Regions from separate parts of the Homo sapiens genome. Here region 1 is linked to region 2. A link is an interaction called in ENCODE POLR2A ChIA-PET data of the cell type or tissue named here. Cell type or tissue: PC-9. All regions are shown on one strand. Each heading gives the region's core, and the rest is flanking DNA. Links, peaks and the distances in the headings are about the cores only. Region 1 overlaps SHANK2 (SH3 and multiple ankyrin repeat domains 2). Region 2 overlaps SHANK2 (SH3 and multiple ankyrin repeat domains 2).

The links. Peaks named below come from ENCODE experiments on the same cell type or tissue, not always from the same donor. Only the 100,000 strongest peaks of a DNase experiment are listed, where the experiment ranks them.
Region 1: POLR2A ChIA-PET joins it to region 2 with 9 read pairs; 3 of 35 experiments call an interaction of 5 or more read pairs at or near these places.

The regions. Positions count from the first base shown.
Region 1 is chr11:70,503,111-70,515,274 of GRCh38, forward strand. All of the region lies in intron 17 of SHANK2 (SH3 and multiple ankyrin repeat domains 2), which reads right to left. Among named protein-coding and RNA genes, the nearest start is that of CTTN, 110 kb to the left of the region's middle. RefSeq lists an enhancer at 2,392-2,891. In PC-9, for the core only: CTCF peaks have their summits at 889 (motif pointing right) and 8,412 (motif pointing right); no DNase peak of the experiment used is centred there.
Region 2 is chr11:70,562,478-70,574,641 of GRCh38, forward strand. All of the region lies in intron 17 of SHANK2 (SH3 and multiple ankyrin repeat domains 2), which reads right to left. Among named protein-coding and RNA genes, the nearest start is that of SHANK2-AS1, 58 kb to the right of the region's middle. In PC-9, for the core only: no CTCF peak of the experiment used is centred there; a DNase peak (open chromatin) is centred at 5,814; H3K4me3 peaks cover 570 bases.

The DNA.
Region 1 (12,164 bases), core at 600-8,599, 60 kb before region 2:
TGCTGTGACTGTGGAGGTCACTTAACTGTGGCTCAGGAGGTTGGGGGAGGCCTTCCTCTGACACTGCAGCTCTCTGCTGAGTCCTCCACAGCTGCTGCAGAGGAAGGGCTGATTTCTATTTAACCTGAGCATCCTTAGGTGCTTACTTTTACAGGCCTGGGGCAATTTTCAGGGCCACCAAGAGACTGCATGTGAAGAGCCTGACAGGCGAGTTCCAGGGCTGGGCTGCAGTGCCAGGCTTTGCATCCTCACAGGAGGAGGAAACGTGGCGCTTAATTGCTTCTCATGTATTCTGGGAATGCACATCACACTGAAGCAGCCCCTTTCCTCCCACTCCCTCCCTCCCTGCTCTCCCGCTCCAGAGGCCTGGGAAGGCAGAAAAGCCTGGCCCAGCAGGGTGCTTACAAGAGTGGGGGCCCTGTCCCTGTGCTGGTCTGTACAACTAGCTGCCCCAGTGCTCCTGGGACGGTGAGTGGCAGGCTGGGGACCCCCAAGGCTGCCATGCTATGGCCACTGCCCTGCAGTTGAGGAACTCTTAGGAGCCGGTTACCTCCTGCCCTATTTGTCCTCACCATGGCAAATGCACCTGACACGGAAGTAGGAACGGACTCAGGGTGCCATCCCCCTGGCCCCTCTGCTATTCTCACCTCCCTGAGCAATGCTCAGCAGCAGATGGCCTTGGCCTCTGCCTCCCAGCCCCACGCTACTCCCAGAGGAAAACCCGAGTGATGGAGACTGGAACTGGGTGGGCGTCTGGGCTGACACTGCCCACCCTGGCTACTGCAGGAGTAACACTTAGTGGTTTTCAAATGTTGCTGTGAAAAGGCCCCGGCCTCACCCCTGCCCATGGAACTGAGCTCCACAGGGGGCCTCTGGCACCTTCATCCCAGCAGCTCCTGAATGGGAGCGCAGCCCAGAGGCAGCTGTCTCTAGGTGGCAGCAGGGAGGGGGAAGCCCCAGAAGGTGAAGTTTACAGCTGCTTCACACGCCACCTTCGAACAAAGAAAAGCACCCTGATCGTAAACAACAGCCAAGACGTCATGCCCCTCACCAGCCACACTGTGCTGTACGCATATCCTCCTGCTATAGATTCTTCAAAAACTAAACATCTGGTATACCCACAAACAGAAAACTTAAAGCCTGTGTGCTGCTTGGTGGATTTTCACAAATCCAACATCCCTGTAAGAGCTGGATAGAAGCAGGTACTGCCTGGCTCACCATACTGTTGACAGGCCCAGTGCCTGGCTCCCCATACTGTTGACAGGCCCAGGATGTGCCAGTTTTGGTCACCTACGAGACGGCTGCAGAGGTCCTCCAGGCAGGGCTGCGAGGAGCCCAGGGAGGACTCAGTGGGGCCAGGGCAGTCCCCGTGCCAGCTGCTCTGCAGTCTCTGCTGTGGGACCGGCTCATTCCCATGTACTCAGACCCACCCGGTTTCAGCAGTGAGTATCCAGTGTCCTGGGTCCACTGGACAGCTGGTCACCCTGCACTGCCCTGAAGATAGAGTCTTGGGAGCAGGACTATCCTAATGGGGCCTTGGGAGAGAGGCCCACCTACAGCGGCAGCGGTCTTTGCAAGGTGACTCCTGGGGGCTGTTCCTTTCACTGAGGTTCTCAGAATGTAATTAGGAAAGCAGATGGATTTAGGAAGTAAAGGAGCCGGATCGAGGAAGACAGCACCGGGAGTTCTCGGAGGGCAGACCTCAGCTTGCAGGACCCTCGCTGCTCTGGTACAGACAGGCAACCGAACACCAGCCACGCGTTATCGGGTTCTCTCCCCTCCCATGAGCACACCCGGGTAGTGGCTGTTGCTCATTCATTCATTCATTCACTCATTCCAGTGTTTCTGTTCCCCGTACCACTAAAAGCCATGAGGCACAGGCAGTTCAGCTGTCTCTGCCTCCATCTGTGGGAAGTTTGCGTCCTCATCAGGGAGTTTTGGCCGACACACAAAGAAGTGAACACATAACTTCAGGTGGCTGAGTACCACCTAAGAAGGCAGAACCAAGTAAAAGGAGACTGAACAGAGGCCTGGACCCACCAGGAAAGAGCAGTGTGGGCGGAGTCATGGAGTGGGAATGGGCAAGGAAGCGGTAGGCAGGGGGGCGCAGAAAAGGCCAAGGCCTGAGAGCAGGGCCTTGGATGCCAGGGTGAAGTTATGGGCCAGGGAGTGCTGAGGCCCGATGCAGAGATGAGGCATCTGACCCGAGCAGCTGTGAGTATGAGGTGCCAAACACACGTGGGGGGGCACCGAGACACTGGGGTCTCAAGCTGAGATGGAGGAGGCAGGCTGCCCAGGCTCAGGAGCCGCGAGGCCAATGTGTGAGGCCTTGGTGAGAAGACCTGGCAGTAGGGAGCCCCCAGCTGCCTGGCCACTAGATCCCCAGGGGTCATCCCTTGCAAGGCTGTGGGGAGCGAGGGGAGGACTCGGCCCCACCTTGAGATGGGCTGGGACCAGCTTTCCTGCTCTGGGCGGGCCCCCAGTGCCGGGCCTTGAGGGGGCTCCAACCAAGAAAGTGCATATTACTGCCTGCTTGCTCCTGCCACCCGCTGTGGGGCATTCTCTGGATCTGATGCTTGGGGAGAGTACGAGACTGGCACGGGGATGGGCTGCCAGTCACTGGAGAAGCCAAGCTCAAGTTGCGGCCTCCTGAGGGCTCGTCGGGCTGATGGGGACTTTAACAGCCTGGCCACTTAGGCAGGGAGGGGCTGGGGATGTGGCCTCTGACTGCAGCCTGCTAACCATCACGGCCTTGGGCTCACTCCCTAGAATCCTCATCCTCCAGAATCTCCCGTGGTTCATTTGTGGTGGCTGGATGCTGTCCTTCTGTGATCTTGGCCAGAGCTGGCCCTTGGCCGCTTTGGGAGAAGCAGTTTGTTCCTGTGCCTTGGAAGGGTCAAGGGGCTGGAGGGCCCTTTTCCTCAGAAGTGTCAGAGACAGACATTACTCTTTTCTGGGCAGGGGAGGCAAAGGACCAAAGAAAGGCCTCTCGGGGAATGAGCCACTCATGGGGGATTCTCAGGAAGCTTGGCTGCGGGGCCAAGGACCTTGGCGGCCCCAGCACCTTCCTTGTCTGTAGCCGACAGCCTGGGTGCACGTTCTGGTGGCACCTCCACACACTCATGCTGCCCCAGCCAGAGCTGCTCCTGCACAGGGCCAGGCTGGCTGCCCAGATTTGATGTCTCATATCTGAGTCTGCAGAAGCTGCTGTTCCCACCCAACTCCTAATCAGGGCTCCCCAGTTCCTGATTCCATCCCCTGTACCCCTCGTAGACCTGCTGCCCTCAGCAGACTGCAGCAAATGGCAGGACCTGCTCAGGAGAGCTCAGAGGAAATGAGGCTCCCATGGGCCCTGGAAACATCACTTGGCCTTCTCTGAAAGCTGATGACAAAGAGGCATACAGGGCTTGCAGGGGTGGAGCTAGGTTTGGAATCAGTTGTTGGGCATCTGATGCCCCTCTGACGTCCAGAATCTGTCTCGCCCAGGTCTTTCGGGGTCATGAGCCACTTCCAAACAAAGTTGCTTTGGACGAGCTTCCCTGCAGTCCCAGCTCCACTTGGAGGGCCCTCCCTCCTGCTTCATGGAGGGATGGTATCCGGTGAGCCCTGGTCCTGGTGGGCCTGCACCCCTCCAGAATCAGCATATTATTGGGTCCGGAGCCTGTGGGGGCCCTGCTGCTTGCTGGGTGCCCGTGGGCAGGACACCTGCCTCTCTAGCGGGGTGTCCTCAGTAAACAGCATGGCTTCCTGCCCTGGCAAGCACTTGGGGGCAGGGAGGTGGTGCCAACAGGGCCTCAAACCATCCACACACATCCTAGGATGTTCCCTTTGGTCCCCATCCAGCGATTACCAAGGGTCAAATCCCACCCACACAGTGCCTCAGTCAGTTTTAACTTAGCTGTCACAATTTAAAGAGTATAAGACCTTTGCATAGAAAGTCTAGAATTTCAGTTTTCATTGAAAAATTAGAACCCTCGCACTTGGGGAGTTGGGCCTCCCACTTGCATGCGGCATCCTCCCCTGCTGTTAGCTGAGGCTGTGACTGCTGCTGTGCCCGCCCGCCCCAGCCTCCTGGGCCCTGACGTCACCTTCTCAGCTTGAGGGGGCATTGGATTTGTGGCTCTTGCCAGCCACCAGTGAAACAGAAAACTGCTATCACTGCCTTTGATGCCATCTGCGTTTAGAATTTTGGGAAGGGACAGATTGAACTCTGCACATTGCTGGTCTCAAAATCAGCCTGGGTGACATTCATGAAACTGATTTCTATTTCCTACGGGAGCCACAGGTGACTGGTGAGCCCTGTATCAATATAAGCTTCCCAGGCCAGTCTCCTGTGTCAGAGCTCAGATCTCAAAACACATTGACCTTCTGCCCAGAATCTTTCCCCTGCAGAGGGAGAGGGATGTCTGTGAGGGGCCTGCAACAGCCTTTCTGAGCATGAGGAGGAGGCAGAATGGGGGAATGTCATGTGGGCGCTGGGGCAGAGGCAGGTGGCCATCCCGTCTGTCACCACTCCGCATTACCCTGAACCCTAGATGCAGGCCCAGTGGACAGACACGGACATGAGGTCTGGAGGGGCCTGTGGGGGACCCCAACTCAAACTTGGGCTTGCAAAAGCCAGGAAAGTGGCCCCGAATCTTGCACTTAATATAGAAACCACATCGTTTCCATCAATGAAGAGCCAGTTCCAGCACCAAGCATGTGGTCCCAGTGACGCGCGTTTGTAATTAGACCCTAAATACCATCAAGACACTAAAAATGCCGACTTCCCCAAAGCAGCTGGGGCTGGGAGGAACCCGCAAGAGCGGGGCTTGTGATTTTTTGGAGTGTTTAGAGGCTCTGCAAATGAACTCAGACCGGTAGTAACTCCTGCAACGCACATTTGCTTTGCACCCCTCCAGGGTATGGTTTAGATTCTGCCGAGAGGGCACAGGCCGTGACAGTGTGCCACAGGAACCTCTATCATACAGGCCCAGGACAGGAAGACCCCTTGGTGAGAACCTGGCCGCACTGACAGCCTGTGCCCGGCTCTGACCTCAGGCAATGAGAGCCTGCCTACTGGGAACGCCACAGGGCACCAGGGCTCATGGGGGTGGATGGTGCCCACGTGCTGCTGGGCACACACCTGCCCTGTCCCCCTCAGCTGAGCACAGAGAACCCATCCCAACCTTCCGCCCACACTGACCTTTCCCGACAGAATGCTCAGCACCCCTCCCCACATCCCATCCCTCCAGCTTCCCCTAAGGCCACCATCAGGGCTAAGTCCTGGGGCGGGGCAGAGTCTGCCCCCTGCCCTACTTTGCCTACTGGTGCATCATCTCTGTGTCCCCAGACACTTGTTCTGGACTGAACTGTGTCCTGCCCAAATTTATATGCTGGAGTCCTAATCCCTAGTATCTCAAAATATGACCTTACTTTGCAGATACAGTCAAGTTAAAAAGGGGCCATTAGGGTGAGCCTAACCCAGGTGACTAGTGTTCTTATGAAAAGGGGAAATTTGGGCCAGGTGTGGCAGCTCACACTTGTAATCCCAGCACTCCGGGAGGTTGAGGTGGGTGGGTTGCTCAAGCACAAGTTTCAGACCAGCCTGGGCAACATAGTGAGACCCCATTTCTACAAAAAATACAAGTTAGCCAGGTGTACTGGTGTGTGCCTGTGGTCCCAGCTACTTGGGAGGCTGAGGCAGGAGGATCACCTGAGCTCTGGAGGTCGAGACTGCAATGAGCCATGATTGTGCTACTGCACTCCAGTCTGGGCAACAGAGTGAGACCCTGTCTCAAAAGAAAGAGAGTCGGGGGAGTCTGGATATAGAGATATGCACACAGGGAGAAGGCGCCATGAAGGGTGAGATCAGGGTGATGCTTTGAGATGCTAAAGGTTGCCAGGAAACCGTCAGCTCCTATGGGAGAGGCCTGGAAGATTTTCCCTCACAGCCTTAGAGGGAACCCATGCTACTGCCACCTTGATCTCAAACTTCTTGTCTCCAGAGCTGTGGGACAGTCCCTGTCTGGTTGAAGCTGCCCACCTGCAGTGCTTGGTCACCAGGCCTGTGCCTTGCCCGGCCTTCTTGGTTACCACCCTGAGGACTGTTCTATTGCAGCCCTCAGCCACAGTGCATCTCTGTCTGCTGCCCACTGAGGCTCACCTGCCCCTGCAGCACCAGCTGTTGCCCATGCAGTGGCACAGGTCTCCAGCGCTGCCCAATGTGAGCAGACACTGATTGGGCCACAGTCTTGGCTCTTGGTCCCACGACCTCCCCCAGGGGCCCAGTGTGGGGACACTGGCTATTGGTCTCAGAGCAAAAATGGCCTCAAGTCCCATTTATCCCATTGAGGGGGGGCTCCCAGCATGGAGCTCTGCACTCTTCCTTGCAGGAGCTCAGAGCACGGCCAGCTGGCATGTAGCTCTGAGTCTTCAGCATTGGTGTAGCCTTCGGGTCAGCTTTCCTCAGCTCCCCTGCCCCCTCACCCTGTCTTTCAGCTCTGACTCAGCCCACCCTGCTGGCCACGACTTGAAGCTGGGGACTTGCAGTGGCTGCATGTCTATGTCCCCCCAGTCTATGTGTTGAAACCCTCACCGCCAGTGTGATGGGGTTGGGAGGCGGGGACTCTGGGAAGTGATTACATCATGAGGCGGAGCCTTCGTGAATGGGATTAGTGCCCTTATAAAAGGGACCCTGGAGCAACCCTTTGCCCTTTCTGTCCTGTGAAGAGAAGATGGCTTTCTGCAAACCAGTTTGCCGGCCAGTGCCATGATCTTGGACTTCTGGTCTCCCGAGCTGGGAGAAATAAGTGCTGTTTAAGCCACCTGATCTGTGTATTCTGTCGCGGCAGCCCAAACGGACTAAGAACTCAAGTGACAAACCATAGCTGTGCTTACTTACCCAGGAGCCTGGCCACAGCTGTTTCCGTCTCCCATCCCCTGCAATTACATATATTGTACCAGGCTTGAGATGGGGAGGGAGGAGGTGTCTTGGCCAGCAGGTGACCCAGGAGTGACTGGTCTTAAAGGGAAGCTGGGAGGCAGGGACTGGAGGAGCAGACCCTGGGGCCGCAGTTCACCCAGACCTGCAGAGATGGCAGAGGCAGCTCTGGCATGCAAAGGCCACAGCCCCCAGATGCTGCTGCTGTTAGCAAACCTGGGGCCAAGGTTGGTGGCTGGGGCATCTTAAAGGTCCTGGGGGAAGGGGTGTTGTGAGTGGGAACTCAGAGGCACTGTCATTGGAAAATGACTGCCGCAGCCCTGGGAGGGAGTGGGCAGTGCAGGCTGGAGGCCACAGCCCTCCCGCGCTCATGCTTGTAGCAGAGCTTTTGCCCTTCCCCACCCCACAGAGGTCCTATTGAAACTGTCCCCTTTAGCAGGGCTAACTGGGGCATGTAATGTGGGTCCCTGAGAAGAGATTGTCTTTCCTGCCTCTGCCAGCGCCACCACCCCCAAGTTTCTGCCACTGGACCCAGCTGTCTGTGAGGCCTCTGGATACAGATCCTGTCCCTCCTTTCCCTGCTCCTCCTCTGTCCAGGAGCTGGGGGAACCTGTCTGCAGGAAGAGGGTGTCCTCCAGGATGGGCCCATGTCACTGTCTTCTACCTTTAGAGGAAGTGTCTCTGCCTTGTGCGAGTCATAGCACAGTGAGTCCTAGGGGTTCCTGGAGTCCTCCCTAGGCTGGGCACACAAAGGGTGGAGCCCATGCTCCCAGCTGCCTTCCCCTTTCCTGGTGAAGAGGAAGTGTGACTCCATTTTCCGGACAGAAGCTGCGCAGCCACATGAAGTGGCAGCACCTACTCCTTGCTGCCTCAGAGCCAGCCCCAACCAAAGAGGCTGCGCCAACCTCCCGTCGACCATGCTGGTCTTAAGTTCTCATCCTATTCTGCAAAATAAACAAGCTTTGGATGAAGTCCTTCCCCAAAAGTAAGAAACATACCAAGGACAAAGCTGTGCGTCGTGTGGCTTTGGGTTTTTGTGCACCTGCTCCCCGTGTGAAGGTGAGCACTTTGACAACAAGGCTCAAGGATGCCAACGGAGTGTGCCCCAGCGCCCATCAACACTTCTATGGGAAGAGTGGGGCAAAGGCACATGGCTGGCAACTCAACTCAACGTGAAATTAATTGACAAGACCAGCACGCAACAAGGCAGGACTGGATACTTCAGTTACATTTCCCTACCCAGTTCAGCAGGGACAGAGGAAAAAAAGCTTTAGGATCTTTAGAATTTCCCAGCCTTTAAACAAACCTAAAATCAGTTTAACCTGCAATGAGACTTTGGAACCAGCTACAGTCCTTAAAACAGATGCCAGAAATTGCTCATGTGGTGACAGAAACTGCAGAATAGGTGAAATGCTTGCTGTTTCCTCATATGCTCAGGTTGGCATCTTGAGCTTCCATGGGGTTTCGGTGCCCCTCAAAAAACCTGGACCTGCAATTCTGGAATGCTGCCACCAGGGGAAGGTATGGCTTGATCACTTGCCAGATTTATAGAAGGCTCAGGTAAGTACTGCAGCTCCTGGGGATAACTGCCTTGGAGTAGAGAGAAACTGTTGAGAAATCATGGATCCAGATAACTCCAAAAAAAGAGTAATGTGCCTGTCCATGCATCACCCTTACATACAGACATGGAGACATTTACAGAGTGAGTGAATCACAGCCACATCCAGGTAGATGGCAAGAACCCAAGCCTATCATCAGCCACAGTCCAGGGAATTTCTGTGAAGAATGGGCATACCTGCCTTCCTTTGTAAATAATTCTCTTCTTCCACTTAAATCGTTATTTAAAATATCAAAAGTTGTACATACACATACACAGAGTTTACAGAAACAAAGAGTTCCACAAGGATTGTCATGATGAAACCCCACCAACCCAGCCTTACTTCTCACTCTGAGCCTTCAGCTATTTAATTTTATATCTATCACTCAATCTCTGAACACCTATTTTTGCTACTTGATATTTACATTTTCGATATTATCCGCTGACACACTGTGATGGAAAAGGATGACTTGGCTCAGAGTTTGTGAAATGTGGCACTATGGTGATTTTGGACCAATTAATTCTTTGTTGTGGGTGTGCACTGTAGGATGTTTAGCAGTGTCCCTGAATTCTACCTGCCAGCTGCCAGCAATAATCTCCACCCCCAAGCGTGAAAATCAAGAATGTTTCCAGATACTGCCAAATGTCCTATGGAAGGTCAAGACACCATCAGTTGAGAACCACTAATTTGGCTCTTTTTAAAAAATCCTCCCTCCCCACTGTTTTCCCAGTACCACCATCCTCTAGATGTATTGATATCAAAATTTTAACTAGATCACCATTCAGGATTTACATCATGACTATGTAAAATCTATTCATAGCTTAAACTCTATAGTATACTATGGTTACTTCATCTTTTCCTGTACATTTTGTTCTCCCTAGAGCAAAATAATTTTGTTTGTTGGTCGGTTTTTCTATGTACTTAACAGTAATTCAAATCCAAATGCTTCCCTAATTATGTAAATCTCTTTTCAGAGTCTTCAAATACATTATCCATTTTAAGTTTGTCTTCCTGAAGAAATATTTCCTGAAGACTTTTGATCTGCACTGAACAACCAGGATTAAGTGTTTTCTAGCAGCTGTCCCCATTACTCTAATCCTCAGGATTCCTTTGACTGATTCTTTCCTGTGTTGGATCTCCTGAATCCCTGTATTTGTTTATTTGGTTCAAAAACCTCATTTTTTGTAAAGGACATCCTCCAGTATCTTCTCCCCAAATAGAGTTAGGACATAATTTTTTTGAGACATTGACTATTTGAAAATGGCTTTATCTGTACACTTAATTGGTAGTTTGGCTGGGTATAAAATTTGAGGTTGGGGAATAAGGTAAAGTAAATTCCTAAGACTAACTAACTCTTCTGCAGGTAATAGCTATAAAATCTAGACAGAGTACAATCCCCACCCCCAAACCAACAAATAAATTCTCTGAAGGTTCTGAAGAGTGAACAAAGACAGGCAGATTTTAGATGAGAGTTGAAAATTAGAAGCTTTGTGCAATGGATGCATTATGGTATGAGTCACCTGCAGTTTTTTGTTTTTTTTTTTTAAATCCAGATCCTGCACAAACCTGCAGTTCTGATAGAAATCAGAGGATACAGCCCACAGTGGCCATAGCAGCCAAAGTGAGGGGAGAACTCCAGAAAAGAGAGAGCCAGAGAAGGGTAGTTTCATATTCTGTGTGTAAACTTCTCATAGGTCTTTGGTTGATGTCTGAGCTGAGCTGTGTGTGTAAGGAAGACTCAAATAGGCTTGCTATGATAAGGCTGAAATTTGAGCTGCTGCCACTGCAGGGCAGACAAAGGTTGCAATTTGAGTTTAACCAAACTCATTATCAGCTAAAACAAAAACATTAACACCCATCAAAGGAATGTAATATAATCCAGAGTTGCCAAAGCATAACATTCACGAAATTTGGGATACAACTCAAACTTATTTAGCAAACCCAGAGATGACCCAGATGTTGGAATTATCAGAGAAGGACTTTAAAAAACAGCTACTGTAACAATACCCAACTAGGTAAAGGAAAATAGGCTTATAATGAATAAAAGACAGGAAATCCCAAGGAAATTTTAAAAAGAATTATATGGAATTGTTAGAAATGCATCAGCTGGGCTTAACATCAGCATGGATATGACAGAGCTAATTATTAGTGAATTTGAAGACATGCCAAGAGAACATATCCAATCCAAAGAAGAGAGAAAAAAAGATTTTAAAAAGTAGAACAGAGAGTATTAAGGATCAAAAGGTCTAACATAACGTGAACGAGAGTCTCAGAAGGGGGGAAAATTAGAGTCAAAGAAGACAGAGAAAATGAGTCATAAAAAATACTTGAAAAAATGGTACCCAAGGAATTCCCCAATTAGGTGAAGGACATAAATTTATAGATTCAAGAAGCCTGTGAATCCCCAAAAAGATAAGTATTTAAAAAATTATATAGGGACATTATAGTCAATTCTGCTCAAAGCCAAAGACAAGGTGAGAATCTTAAAGCAGCCAGAGAAATTATTTACATTATTCACACTCTAAATAAAAATGACTGAATGATTGCAGACTTTGCATCAGAAACCATGGAGAAGAACCTCTTGTAGAAGACGGCGGAACAACATCTTTAACAGGTGAAAGTAAAAAAAACACAACTAGAATTCCATTTCTGGTGAAAATTCTTTAAAGAATACAGGCAAAATAAAGACCTTTATAAAAAAATGAAAACCAGGTTATTTGTTGCCAGAAAGCCTGCACTAAAGAACGTTCTTCAAGCTGAAGTGAAGCGGGACTGGATCTATGGATGGCACAAAGGGTGCCACAAATGGTGAACACCTGGATACAAAATAAAAGATGATTCTCCCTCTTAATTTTAAAAGCAGATATCACTGTTTTAGGCAAAAATAATACTGATTTTGGGGTTTACAAGTGTGTAGATGTAACACACATGACAATTATAGAATAAAGTGAGGCAGGAGTGAAGAAGATGCATCTATATGGTTGCTGGGTTTTTATATTTTACATGGAGTGTACAATTTGAACTCTAAGTAGACTATGGAAAGCTAAGAATGTATACTGTAATCCTTGATCCACTGCTAAAAGAATGTGAAGAGCTACAGTGTAACGCCAATGGAAAAATTAAAATAAGGTTCTAAGAATAGTTAAATAATCTAAAATAAGGCAGAAAAAGGGAAAAATAAAAACTGAGGAGATAAACAGAAGACAAACTTGTAAACCTAGATGGAACCACATGAACAATTCTATTAAATGTTAAATAGAATAAAACTCCAACTAAACATCAGGCCTTATAAAATGGTTTAAAAAGAAGACCTAATTATGCTGTCCGTACACTTTCAATACAAAGACACTGAGAGGCTGAGAGTTAATAAATGAGAAAAGACAGTTCCTGGGCAGAATGGCTGTTAATATCAGACAAAATAAATTTTTGACACAGGGTCTTGCTCTGTCGCCCAGGCTGGAGTGCAGTGGTGTGATCGTGACTCACTGCAGCTTTGACTTCCCAGGCTCAGGTGATTCTCCCACCTCAGCCTCCCAAGTAGCTGAGACCACAGATGCATGTCACTATGCCTAATGATTTTGTATTCTGTGTAGAAATGTGGTTTCACCATGTTGCCCAGGCTGGTCTTGAACTCCTGGGTTCAA
Region 2 (12,164 bases), core at 1,304-9,303:
AATGTCCTTCCATAGAACTGACCCTTTTACCATAATGAAATAACCTTCTTTAATACTGTTAACATTCTTTGTTCTAAAATCTATTTTGATACTAATATCGTCATCCCAGTTTTCTTTGGATTAGTGTTAATGTGGTATATGCCTTTCCACCTTCTTACTTTTAACTCTTTTGTGTCTTTATAATTAAAGCGAGTGCTCCTTGGAGGTGAGCATTTATTCAACTTGAAGAATCTGCCCTTAAAATAAGGGTGTTTATATCGTCTGCATTTAATATGTGATTATTGATAGGAAGTTTAACTCTGTCCTCTTTCCATTTTGCTTTTCATTTGTCCCTTGTATATTTTGCCCACCCCCGCCAATTCTCTCATTTTCTGCCTTCTTTTGGGTTGATAATTTGTTTGTTTGTTTGTTTTGAGACAGAGTCTCGCTCTGTCACTAAGGTGGAGTGCAGTGGCACGATCTCGGCTCACTGCAACCTCCACCACCTGGGTTCAAGCGATTCTCCTGCCTCAGCCTCCTGAACAGCTGGGATTACAGGCACCCACCACCGCGCCTGGCTAATTTTTGTATTTTTAGTAGAGAGGGGTTTCACCATGTTGGCCAGCATGGTCTCGATCTCTTGATCTCGTGATCCGCCCACCCTGGCCTCCCAAAGTGCTGGGATTACAGGTGTGAGCCACTGTGCCTGGCCGGGTTGATAATTTTTTATGATTCCATTTTATTTCCTCTGTCACCTTATCAGCTATTATTCTTTGTTTTGTTATTTCAGCAGTTGCTTTAGAATTTATATTTATAGTAGACACCCTTAACTTATCACTGCTGATGTTCTACCACTTCGTGTACAATACAAGAACTTACAACAGTACACTTCCACTCTTCCCCTCCTAGACTTTGTGCCATTGTTGTCACACCTACGATCTTTCCATGTCGTAATCCCCAAGCTACATTTATTCTTCTGTTTAAAGACAGTTATCTTTCGAAAGAATTAAACAAAACAAATTTTACATATATAGCCATGCAGCTAAGTCCTTCCTTCCTTGGTGTATTTCCATCTGTGGTCACTTTTTTTTTTTTTTTTGAGATGGAGTTTTGCTTTTGTTGCCCAGGCTAGAGTGCAATGGTGTGATCTTGGCTCACCGCAACCTCCGCCTCCTGGATTCAAGTGATTCTCCTGCCTCAGCCTCCTGAGTAGTTGGCATTACAGGTGCATGCCACCACACCTGGCTAATTTTGTATTTTTAGTAGAGATGGGGTTTCTCCATGTTGGCCAGGCTGGTCTTGAACTCCCGACCCCAGGCACTGTCTTTTTATCTGAAAGACAACCTTTCATATTCTTTATAGTGTACCTGCTGGTGATGAATGATTAAACCTTTTGTATTTTTCAAAAGTATTTTACCTTTGTTGAAATAATTCTGTTTGAATTATGTTGAAATAACTCTGTTGAATAATTCTGTTTTTTCTTCTCTTTCAATACTGTAAAGGTATTTGTCCACGATCTGCTCACTGGCATTGCTTCTGACACTATGCCTGCTGTCATCTTTCTCTTTCGTCTTCATGTGTCACGTGTCCTTTTATCCCCATGTGGCTGCTTTTAACATATTTGTCCTTATCTCTAATTTGGAGCAATTTGAATCCTATGTGCCTGGGTGTGTTTTTGTTTCTTTTTCTCTCATGTGTCTTGTGCTTGGAGTCTATTGAGCTGCTTGGGTGTGTGAGTTCATTGTTTACTTCAAATTTGGAAAAAGTTCCCTCATTATTTCTTCAAATATTTTTCTTTTCTTTTCTTTTTTTTTTTTTTTGAGATGGAGTCTCACCCTGTTGCCCAGGCTGGAGTGCAGTGGTGCGATCTCAGCTCATTGCAACCTCCGCCTCCTGGGTTCAAGAGATTCTCCTGACTCAGTCTCCCAAATAGCTGGGATTACAGGCACCCACCACCATGCCCAGCCAACTTTTCATATTTTTAGTAGAGATGGGGTTTCACCGTGTTGGCCAGGCTGGTCTCGAACTCCTGACCTCAACTGATCTGCCCGCCTCAGCCTCCCAAAGTGCTGGGATTACAGGCATGAGCCACCGCACCCAGCCTTCAAGTATTTTTTCTCCCCTCCCCCTACAATCGCCCCCTCTTCAGGGACTCTACTTACATGTATATTGGGCTGTTGGAAGCTATCTTGCAGCTCACTGACTGATGTTCTTTTAAAAAGAATTCTTTTTTTTTCTCTGTGTTTCACTCAGGATAGTTTCTATTGAGACTTCTCTGAGTTCACTATTACTTTATAACATTTAATCTACCCTCGATCTCATCCTGTGTATCCGTCATCTCAGACACTGTGGTTTTCATCACTGGAAGTTTGATTTGGGTTAAAATGTAAAGAACTGCTTTATGCTAAAATATATACAACAAAATTTATCATATTAACCATTTAAAAATGGACATTCCAGTGGGCTTTCAAAATATCTTCTGTGTCTACATTTAACTTTTTGGACATATGGAATACAGTTTTAATGATTCTTTTAATATCCTTGTCTGCTAACTCTAACATCGGTGTTAATCCCCAGTCAATTTTGATAATGGATTTTTCTCTTCCTTACGGGCTGTATTTTCCTGCTTCTTTGCAAGACTGGGAATTTCTGAATGGATGCCAGACATCATGAATTGTACTTGTTGGGGGCGCTGGGTAGTTCTGTATCCTGGTCTTGAGCTTTGTTCTGGGTGTAGTTAAGTCACCTGGAAGCAGTTTCATCCATCCATCCATCCATCCATCCATCCATCCATTTATTTATTTTTGAGATGAAGTCTTGCTCTGCTGCCAAGGCTGGAGTGCAGTGGTGCGATCTCGGCTCACCGCAACCTCCGCCTCCCAGGTTCAAGCAATTCTTCCTGCCTCAGCCTCCCGAATAGCTGGGATTACAGGCGCGTGCCACCATGCCCGGCTAATTTTTGTATTTTTGTAGTAGAGATGGGATTTCACCATGTTAGCCAGGTTGGTCTTGAACTACTGACCTTGTGATCCACCCACCTCGGCCTCCGAAAGCACTGGGATTACAGGCGTGAGCCACCACGCCTGGCCTCAATGTCTTCAATGTGGATGTTCTTCCAGTCTCTGCCTGAGTTCCCTCTCCCTGCCCCACAGCCTGGAAACGCTCAGTGCAAGAAGCTGGGGCAAGTATAGGGCTCATCCCATCTGTTTCTCATGCTTTAGTGATCACTATCATTTATTACCTGGTGTCTGGTTGTAAAACCTATTACTTTATATATTTTATCTTTTCTTTCAGTTGTTTCATGAGGAAAGGTAAATCCAGTTTCTGTTTCTCCATCTTGGCCACAAGTAGAAGTTGGAGCAGAAGTAGGCATTATTATTATTATTTTTTTTAATTTTCAAGTTCCTTTTCTAATGGAAAATCGCAAACATAAAGCAATGTAAAGAGTAATACTGTATTAGTCTGTTTTCACGCTGCCGATAAAGATATACCTAAGACTGGGTAATTTATGTAGAAAAAAAGGTTTAATGGACTCATAGTTCCACATGGCTGGGGAGGCCTCACAATCATGGCAGAAGGGAAAGGGCATGTTCTACATGGCAGCAGGCAAGAGAGAATGGGAGCCAAGAGAAAGGGGTTTCCCCTTATAAAATCATCAGATCTCATGAGACTTGTTCACTACTATGAGAACAGTATGGGGGAGAATGACCCCATGATTCAGTTATCTCCCACTGGGTCCCTCCCACAACACATGGGAATCATGGGAGCTACAATTCAAGATGAGATTTGGGTGGGGACAAAGCCAAGCCATATCAAATACCATGATGAGCTCCATGGTCTACCCTGAAGCTTCTGCCATCGTCCATCTCATCGCATTATTTTTAATAAGACAAAGACCACACTTCCCTGACTTTACACCACCTCACTTCTCAGGGATGCTGTTAAGAGTTGACCCCAAATGGGAGTGGAAAAGTGACACTGCACCCTCGCAGGACAGGGATACTCCCCTCATCAAATCCAGGGCTGGGACCACAGTCCCCAGTCCCCAGGCTCATTCGCAGAAGCATGGCTCCCACTGTCTGAACCGCAACATGGTTGCCAAGACTTTCCACTCTGAGTCCTTCTGAAGTTTGCAGTCACAATTGACAAGATATGGGTGACATTGATCCTGAAAAGGAAGAAATTCTGGTGTTTCTAAGAGTGAAATTTACCCCACCCTGCCCTTCCCCTCCCGTGTTTGATGGTGAGTGTGCCCCGAGCAGCTATCCTGGCTTGCACAGATACTACCAGAGCAGACAAGGGTGATTAACAAGTAATTCATTTAGTCTCCATCATAACCACTTAGCAATCCATTTCCTCTCTATTTCCTGTTCAGAGACCTTTGGATATGCCAATCTGAATAATTGATTGGAGCAGAAAAGCCTCATGCCTTTGAAGTCCCTCATTAATTACCTGGACAGGAAGAAGGAAGAATCTCTACTCAGCCACAAAGCGGCTAAACACGATCAAAGAAACCATACCCGGCTTTGATGGTTCCCTCCGTTAGCCAGAGGCACCATTTCCCCTCGAGGCTGGAGGAATGCTTCTGGAACCCTCTGAGCTGCTGCTGAATGCCACCACCATTGTTATCGGGTGGTGCCACCATCTACTCTAAGTTAAACACACCGGGCTATGATTGATGGAGAGGTGTCTGCAGAGCATCTGTTATGAAGCTGTGATTGGCTAAATTGTGTCCCTCTTAACTCCTATGCTGAAGACCTAACCTCCGGTACTCAAGGGTGTGACTCTATATGGAGACAGGGCCTGTAGAGAGGTAATTAAGTTAAAAGGACATCATGAGGATGAGCCTTAATCCCGGCTGACTGGTGTCCTTATAAGAGCTGGAGATGAGGCCGGGCGTGGTGGCTCATGCCTATAATCCTAGCACTTTGGGAGGCCGAGGTGGGTGGATCACGAGGTCAGGAGTTTGAGACCAGCCTGGCCAAAATGGTGAAATCCCGTCTCTACTGAAAATACAAAAATTAGCCGGGTGTGGTGGCGGGTGCCTATAATCCCAGATACTCGGGAGGCTGAGGCAGGAGAATTGCTTGAACCCAGGAAGTGGAGGTTGCAGTGAGCCAAGGTCGCACTACTGCACTCCAGCCTGGGTGACAGAGCAAGACTCTTGTCTCACAAAAGAAAAAAAAAAAAAGAACTGGAGATGAGGACACAGACACACATAGACAGACGACTACGGGAGGACCCAGGGAGAAGGCAGCGCCTACAAGCCATGGAAGGAAGACCCAGACCCTGAGACACCTTGATCTTGGACTTCTGGACTCCAGAACTGTGAGAGTCAACGTCTACTGTCCCAGCCACCCTGTCTGTGGTGCTTTGCTGGGGCAGCCCGAACTAAGACAGATGCCACACCCTGGAATAGCTGCAGGGCTGGGAGGGAAGCTGCAGACACCCTATGTATTTGTCCAACCCAAACACGTCAAATGGACTGAGCTATTCAAACCAAAACTCAGCGAGGAGACGGGCAACAAAAGAGTTAATGGGGAGACAGGATGTGAAATGGGTCTGGGCCATCAGCTGATGGCCAGTACTGGAGGCTGGGTGCAAAACTGCCGTGAGGCCAGCAGCGGGGTGGTGGAGTCTGGCTCCGATCCTGCCTGCAATGGATCCAGTGAAAGGGTCAGGGCAAAGCTTCCAACAAGGATAACCTAGAAAGCAGGCCCGCAGGCAGCTGTAGCTGCAGCCTCTTCCGCGAGACTTAAGCTGAGGAGGCTGGAGCCAGGGATCCTTCGAGGGGCGGCGCCGTCTCCAGCACCAGGAAGAATCTTCACTTCCTCTTCGAAACCGCCCTGGAAGTGAGCTTAGGGACAGAGCTCAGGCAAGGCAGTGCCTCACTCGGTGGGTGAAGCCTCCTTGCCTCTCTCACAGCTCCCTGAAAGCTCCTTGCAGAGAACTTCTCTGTTTAATAACCTCGGAAAAGCATTAAAAGCGAGTCTGAAGAACTCATTTAATGGATTCTTGGAGGCGGCTGCAATCCTCGGAGCTCCGTGAAGCTGGGGAACTTATTCTTGGTGGAGCCTCCAGCTGGAGAGAAACTGTTTGAATTTCCCCAAAGCCAATTCGAGTTGTTGTTCCTTCTGGGAGGATACATCTCCCAGCACCTCCCCTCTCCCATGTGGGCAGCGGATTCCTGCCCCCCCCGCCCACTTCCTCCCGGCCGGGAGCTGTTCTTTTCAGCAAAGCCACGAGTAGCAGGCAGGGGCGCCCCAGGCCAGGCATGGTCCGTCTGGAAGAAGCCAGGTTCAGGGAGCAATTCTGCAAGATAAACCACCCTCTGGAGGGTGTGGCTCCAAGACTTTGATTCTTTGAGCCACCATGGCTAGACAGCCCCCTCCTTCCTTTCTGACAGAGGACTTGAGCCCTTGGCACCGCAACCCAGCTGTTTATAGATGGCTGAGAAGCCTGCCTGTGTCCAGCAAGAGTGCAGCTGTGTGGCCAGTGGACTCAGCATCCACGTCCGAGGGACTGCTCACGTTCTCTGAAGATGTTCAAGGCTGCCCATGTGCCCTTTCCCCGTTTTCAGGCATGCAGCATGCAGGCCCCACTCCTGCCGCTGGACTTACAGTGAACGGAGCCAGGAAAGCGAATCTGCCTTGACTTGTCCTGGATTCTGCAGGAAGGCCCCACCTGAACCACCTCAGTCCCACAGAGAGGGGGATCCTCTGTCCTCTCAGGGCCAATCGGACTGAGGACAGTCCCAAACCCCCGGGCCATCCCGAGCCTAAGTGTGTAGTGACCCCAGGGGAGGCTGGTGGCTAAGCCATGCCGCTGGGGTCCTGGGGGGTCAGGCTCGGGAGCGTCTGGGGTGATCCTGCTCATGCGCCTCATGGACGCATCTTGCCCCGGTTTCCAGGTGCGGTGGAGCGGGGAGCTCCGGGGCTGGCAGAGTGAGCAGGGCCTGGGTCCTGAGGGAGAAGGCGGCTCGTAGGCTGCTGTGCTGGGCAGAGGGTGGATGGCGGGGTTGACCAACGATGAGGCCCCAGGAAGAGAGGCATGGGTGGCGCTGCCGGCCGCTTCCCCATCTTACCTCTGCTGGTGCCGCAGCCCTCTCCTTTCTGTGGCCCCTCCCCACGTGGAGGATACCGAGGAGGTTAGGACAGCCCTCGGGCTCAGGAGTGCCCAGTGACCCAGTCCTGGCCAATCAGGGGTTCCCGTTTCCCAGGCCACAGTGATTGGTTGAGGGATGGTCATCCAGGCCAATCAGAATCCTGCCTGGGTTTTTCCTCTACATCTACTGGGGAAGATGCTCTCCTGTCCCTGGGGGGCTGTGATGCTGGCAGATGTGTGAGCACGGAGGGGGTTCCTCAGCCCGGGAAAAGGCTGAGGCCGGCACAAAGAAGCAAGGGCAGGAGGTCAGTACGAGGAGACGGGGACGACGGTACAGAGCAAGACAGAGACACTCACCGAGACAGAGACACAGAGACATAGAGAGAGAGAGAGAAGGGAGTGAGAGACAGAGACAGGCCCCCAGCACCATTGTGGACTCCTGCCTCCAGCTGTTGAGTCTCCCCCTGCACATTATTCACCTATGAAACTTGAGCTGTTCGGTTGGGCCTCATAAGCTGTCGCTACCTGACTGTTTTTTGACCTATAAAAATGGCAGCTTCACAAGGCTTGACCGAATGACAAGAGGGAACTTCTGTGGCTTGCCGCCGAGAGTCCTGGAGAAAGTAGGTTTGGCTGGCGGCCACGCCGACCCGCAGGAGTCCTGCCCCTTTGAAGCCCTTCCCTCTTTTAGATCTGCCGGGTTTACAAGGGGCCCAGGTCGCTCCCGTTCTTGATGATTAATTTTCTAAAACTGGTATTTCTAATTCCTGATGGTAGAACTTCAGGCCCCAGCGCCTCCCTAGGGTGCACGCGTGGGTGCCCCTGACCCAGGATGGATACTGTCTGGCTCTCTTTAGGAGCTGTGGTCAAAGGTACCCCTGCTTGCTGCAGGACCAGGACCGGGGTCCCACTGCCAGGCTCCCCAGGGAGGCCTTGCCCTGAAAGGGGCCCTGGGCAGCCCGAGCTGTGAACTCCTCCTTTGGACAGGGCTAGCTCCTCACCTGCTCTGCTGCAGGCCCGGGTCTGCCTCCACAGCTGCGGCCTCCAGTGGTGTGTGTGGGCTGCAGCTTCAGACAGGGTCACCCTCCAGGATCACTGCAGCCCAGCTGGCTCCATGAGAGGGAGTGCCAAGGGGCTGGAGGATGTGGGTGTACTGGAGTGGGGAGTGGGGAGTGGGGAATGGGGTGTCATAGACCGAGGCCCTCTGGGAATCAATGCCCACTCACACCCGGGGCCCACACCCACCAGGGCCTCACACTGAGCTCCCTGTGGAGCTATGGGTGCAGTTCCAGGGACATACACTGCTTGTCACCCAACTGGAAATATGGGTGGGGCTCTGAGAGTGGACAGTTTCATAAATCTTGTAGTTATCTTGTGCATAACATAACTATGCTGCATCTTGGGGGTCAAAGCACTCCTGTGCGGTGGTGTTCATGGGTGTTAGCATTTCTTTCTTCTGAAGCAATCCAGGAGGCTCAGAAAACCACAGCAGCTGGGTCCTGGAGGCGGATTCTAGGGAATGACTCTCCCTGGCTTCCCCCAAGGCCTCTCTGACCCTGTCCAGCCTCTCCCCCACTCCCTGGAGGTCAGGAGTGTCCACTCTGGGGTCAAGGCTGGGCTCTGCATCTGCACCCGTGTTTGTGACTCTCCATTGCCCTGCAGAAGATGGCATTTAATCCTCCCCGCTGCGGGCCAAGGACAGTGTTGTGAGCATGAAGTAAGCATCAAATACCTTGTGGGTATTCACCTTAGAGGCTGAGTGACTTCCGGTGATCCACAGCCCGAAAATGGAAGGGCAGAGAATCAACGCCAGGCTCTCGGCTAGGCCACTGGGCCCAGCCAGGCCTTCTGCAGAGAAAGGGCATGGCAGCAGGTCCTGGATACTTGGATACCATCGTGCTACTTTTTCTTTGAAATAAAATGTTCATTTTCCAGTATAAAAGTCTAGATGCTACCCCCACCATGTGCCCCACCCCAGCAATAGCTGGCTGAGCTGGAGTGGTCCCCTGACCCCACAGGCTAATACAGTGGCCTTGGGTCTAGGGAGGAGAGGTGAGCTGAGCCTAGCAAATTCTGTCCTTGGGGCAGAACCAGGGGATCCAGGTGTCTGTGCAGGGAGCTCAGTTGGAGGCCCCTACAGGCAAGGGCTGAGGTCGATACTGGAGGAGTCGGCAAAGGAGGGTGGTGCGTGCAGGGAGAAGTGATGAACCCTGAGGAGAGGGAGGGGTGCGGCATCAGGGGGCCCCAAGGAGGAGTGGAGACGAGGGGAGAGGGAACTGGAAAGCGAGAGAGGAGGAGGAGGGGTAGGGCTGGGTGCTGTGGGCTGAATGTCCATGTCTCTGCAACATTCCTGGGTTGGACCCTAACCTCCAATGGCATGGTGTTGGGGGTGAGGCCTCTGGGAGGAGACTGAGCCCTTGTGATGGGATCGGTAGCCTTATAAAAGGGACCCCAGAGAGCTCGCTTCCACTTTCTCCCTCTGCCACTTGAGCACAGCGTGAGAAGGCGGCCATCTCCACACCAGGGACAGGCCCTCGCCAGAATCCGGCCCTGCCGGCATCCTATTCTCAGGCTTCAGCCTCCAGAACTGGGAGAAAATCAACCCCTGTTGGGTTTTGAGACGGAGTCTCACTCTGTCGCCCAGGCTGGAGTGCAGTGGCACGATCTCGGCTCACTGCAACGTCCACCTCCCAGGTTCAAGGGATTCTCCTGCCTCAGCCTCCTGAGTAGCTGGGATTACAGGTCCCCACCACCATACCCGGCTAATTTTTGCATTTTTAGTAGAGATGGGGTTTTGCCATGTTGGCCAGGCTGGTCTTGAACTCCTGACCTCAAGTGATCCTCCTGTCTCGGCCTCCCAAAGTGCTCGAATTACAGCCGTGAGCCACCATGCCTGGTCACCCCTGCTGTTTTGAAGCCCCTCCATCTAGGGTATTTTGCCCTAGTGGATTTAGCTGACTCAGACAGAAGGGAAGGGAAGGAAACTAAGGGAGGAGAGAGAAGAGGGAAACAAGGAGAGAAAGCCCCTCTGTTCCCCACAACATTCCACTTCCGGCTTCACAGAAGACACAGGGATGGTTGGCAAGAATAAGAAAAGAGGCCCAACATCAGGGGTCTCCAGGGAAATGTGAGCTAAAGTCACAATGAGACGCCACCTCACACTGTTCCAAATGAAAAAGACGGCACACACCAAGTGCCGGCGAGGCCCAGGAGAGGCTGACCCGCCACACGTGGCTGGCAGGGATGCAAGATGGTGAGGCTGCTTTGGAAGACCGCTTGGCCGTCTCTCAAACTTACACATCCATCTATCACGTGACCCAGGCTTTCCTCTTCTGAGTATCCAAGAGAAATGAAGGCACCTAACTACCCCAAGTCTAGTGCATGGACATTCACAGCAACTTTATGCGTGGTAGGTCGGAGTGGCTGCAACCAAACGCCCATCGATCGTGACTGGTCACCAAATTGTGGGCCATCGACATGATGACGGCCCATCACTCGGCAACGCGAAGGAACGGACTGCCGGAACACACACGCCTCAGAATAATCACACTGCCTGAGAGGAACCAACCCAAAAAATAGCTTCAGTCGCGTGACTCCATTTTATGTGATGTTCTAGAGGGTGCAGGCTGCTGTGATGTGACGGAGCTGGGCGGTCACTGCAGCGGTGGGGGCGGGGCAGGGCTGTGATGTGAGCTGGGTGGTCACTGCAGCGGTGGGGGCGGGGGGGCTGTGATGGAGCTGGGTGGTCACTCCAGCGGTGGGGGGGGGGGGCGGGGGCAGGAGCAAGCCGGCTGGTGGATGGACTTGTCACCTTGACCTTGGCGATGGTTTCCCAAGAATACACACGTGAAAACTTATAGAATTGCACACTTTAAATATGTGAACTTGACTGGACATTGATTATGCCCCAATAAAGTTTTTAAAAAGTGTATCATGATATGACCGATACCACAGGAGAGGTTGCCCCATGTGTCTGTGTGTGTGGGGGCGGGGGGGGGGTGGGGCATGGCATTTGATATAAAGAAAATAGGAGTTACTGGGACCAAGACATGAAGATGACCCCAGTGGCCCCTCCTACATTGACCAGATCAAGCTTCAGGTTCTGGGAGAGAGCTGGAGTCCACATCCCACGCAAGCCCCTGGCTGCCCCTGAGGGTGAGGAGGGGAAACGGGGCGCCAGCCGATGCCCCAAGCCCCCAACCCCACACCTCACTTCAGCCAACGGCCACTTTTATGTTCTGTCTGACTTAGAGTATGCAAAGTACTTCTCACACCGAAGACTTCAAGGCACACTTACCATCCTGGTGACAGCGGAACCCGCTGGGGGCCCTGAAAGGCCTGGGCTGATGATGTGGTCTTGGGCTCCACACCCTGCCCCAGGGGCGGATGGCGCTATGCCAGTTTCTCTCCAGCCACCAAGACCCATGCACCTGGCCCCCAGCCCGGGTCCTTCTCCAAACATGGACACTTCTCAGGAAGTCTGATCTCCTCCTACCAGCGCCGAGGGATGGCCAAGCCCCCAGCATGGTGCTGATGGAGAACTCGGCCAGTTCCTCTTGTCTATGACCACAGGGCTCACAGCACTCATGGCGGCCCCTGCCCAATCTCTCTTAGACCCTGCCTCAGTTTACCCTGCTGATCAATCTCCAGATGGGCCGACACAGACTGCGGAGGTGTGGCCCAAAGCCAGCCCATGCTTGTTTGGGGCCTTTCTTCTGAGCTTCCCCACACTCCCCACAGCCTGCTGGGAACTCATACCACAGGGCACTAAATTCCCCACCTTCCCCACTGGGAGAGGCAACATCAGGGTAGGGGGTGGGGGTCTTTGGAGGCAGGAGAACAGGCTGGCTTGATGCCTGCTTCTGCTCCATCCCAGCACTGCAACTGTGACTGATCACCTAATGTCTCCCATTCATTCATTCAGTCATTCTTTCACTCATTCATCTGACTCTGGGGCCATGGCTCCTCCCATTTTCACACATTTGCACTTTGCCAGGGGACTTCTAGTGACTGTCCCTTTGCCCATGGGGGTGGCGTGCCCTGAAGGGTCCCCTCCCCTTCTCTGACTCTGCATGCAGCCC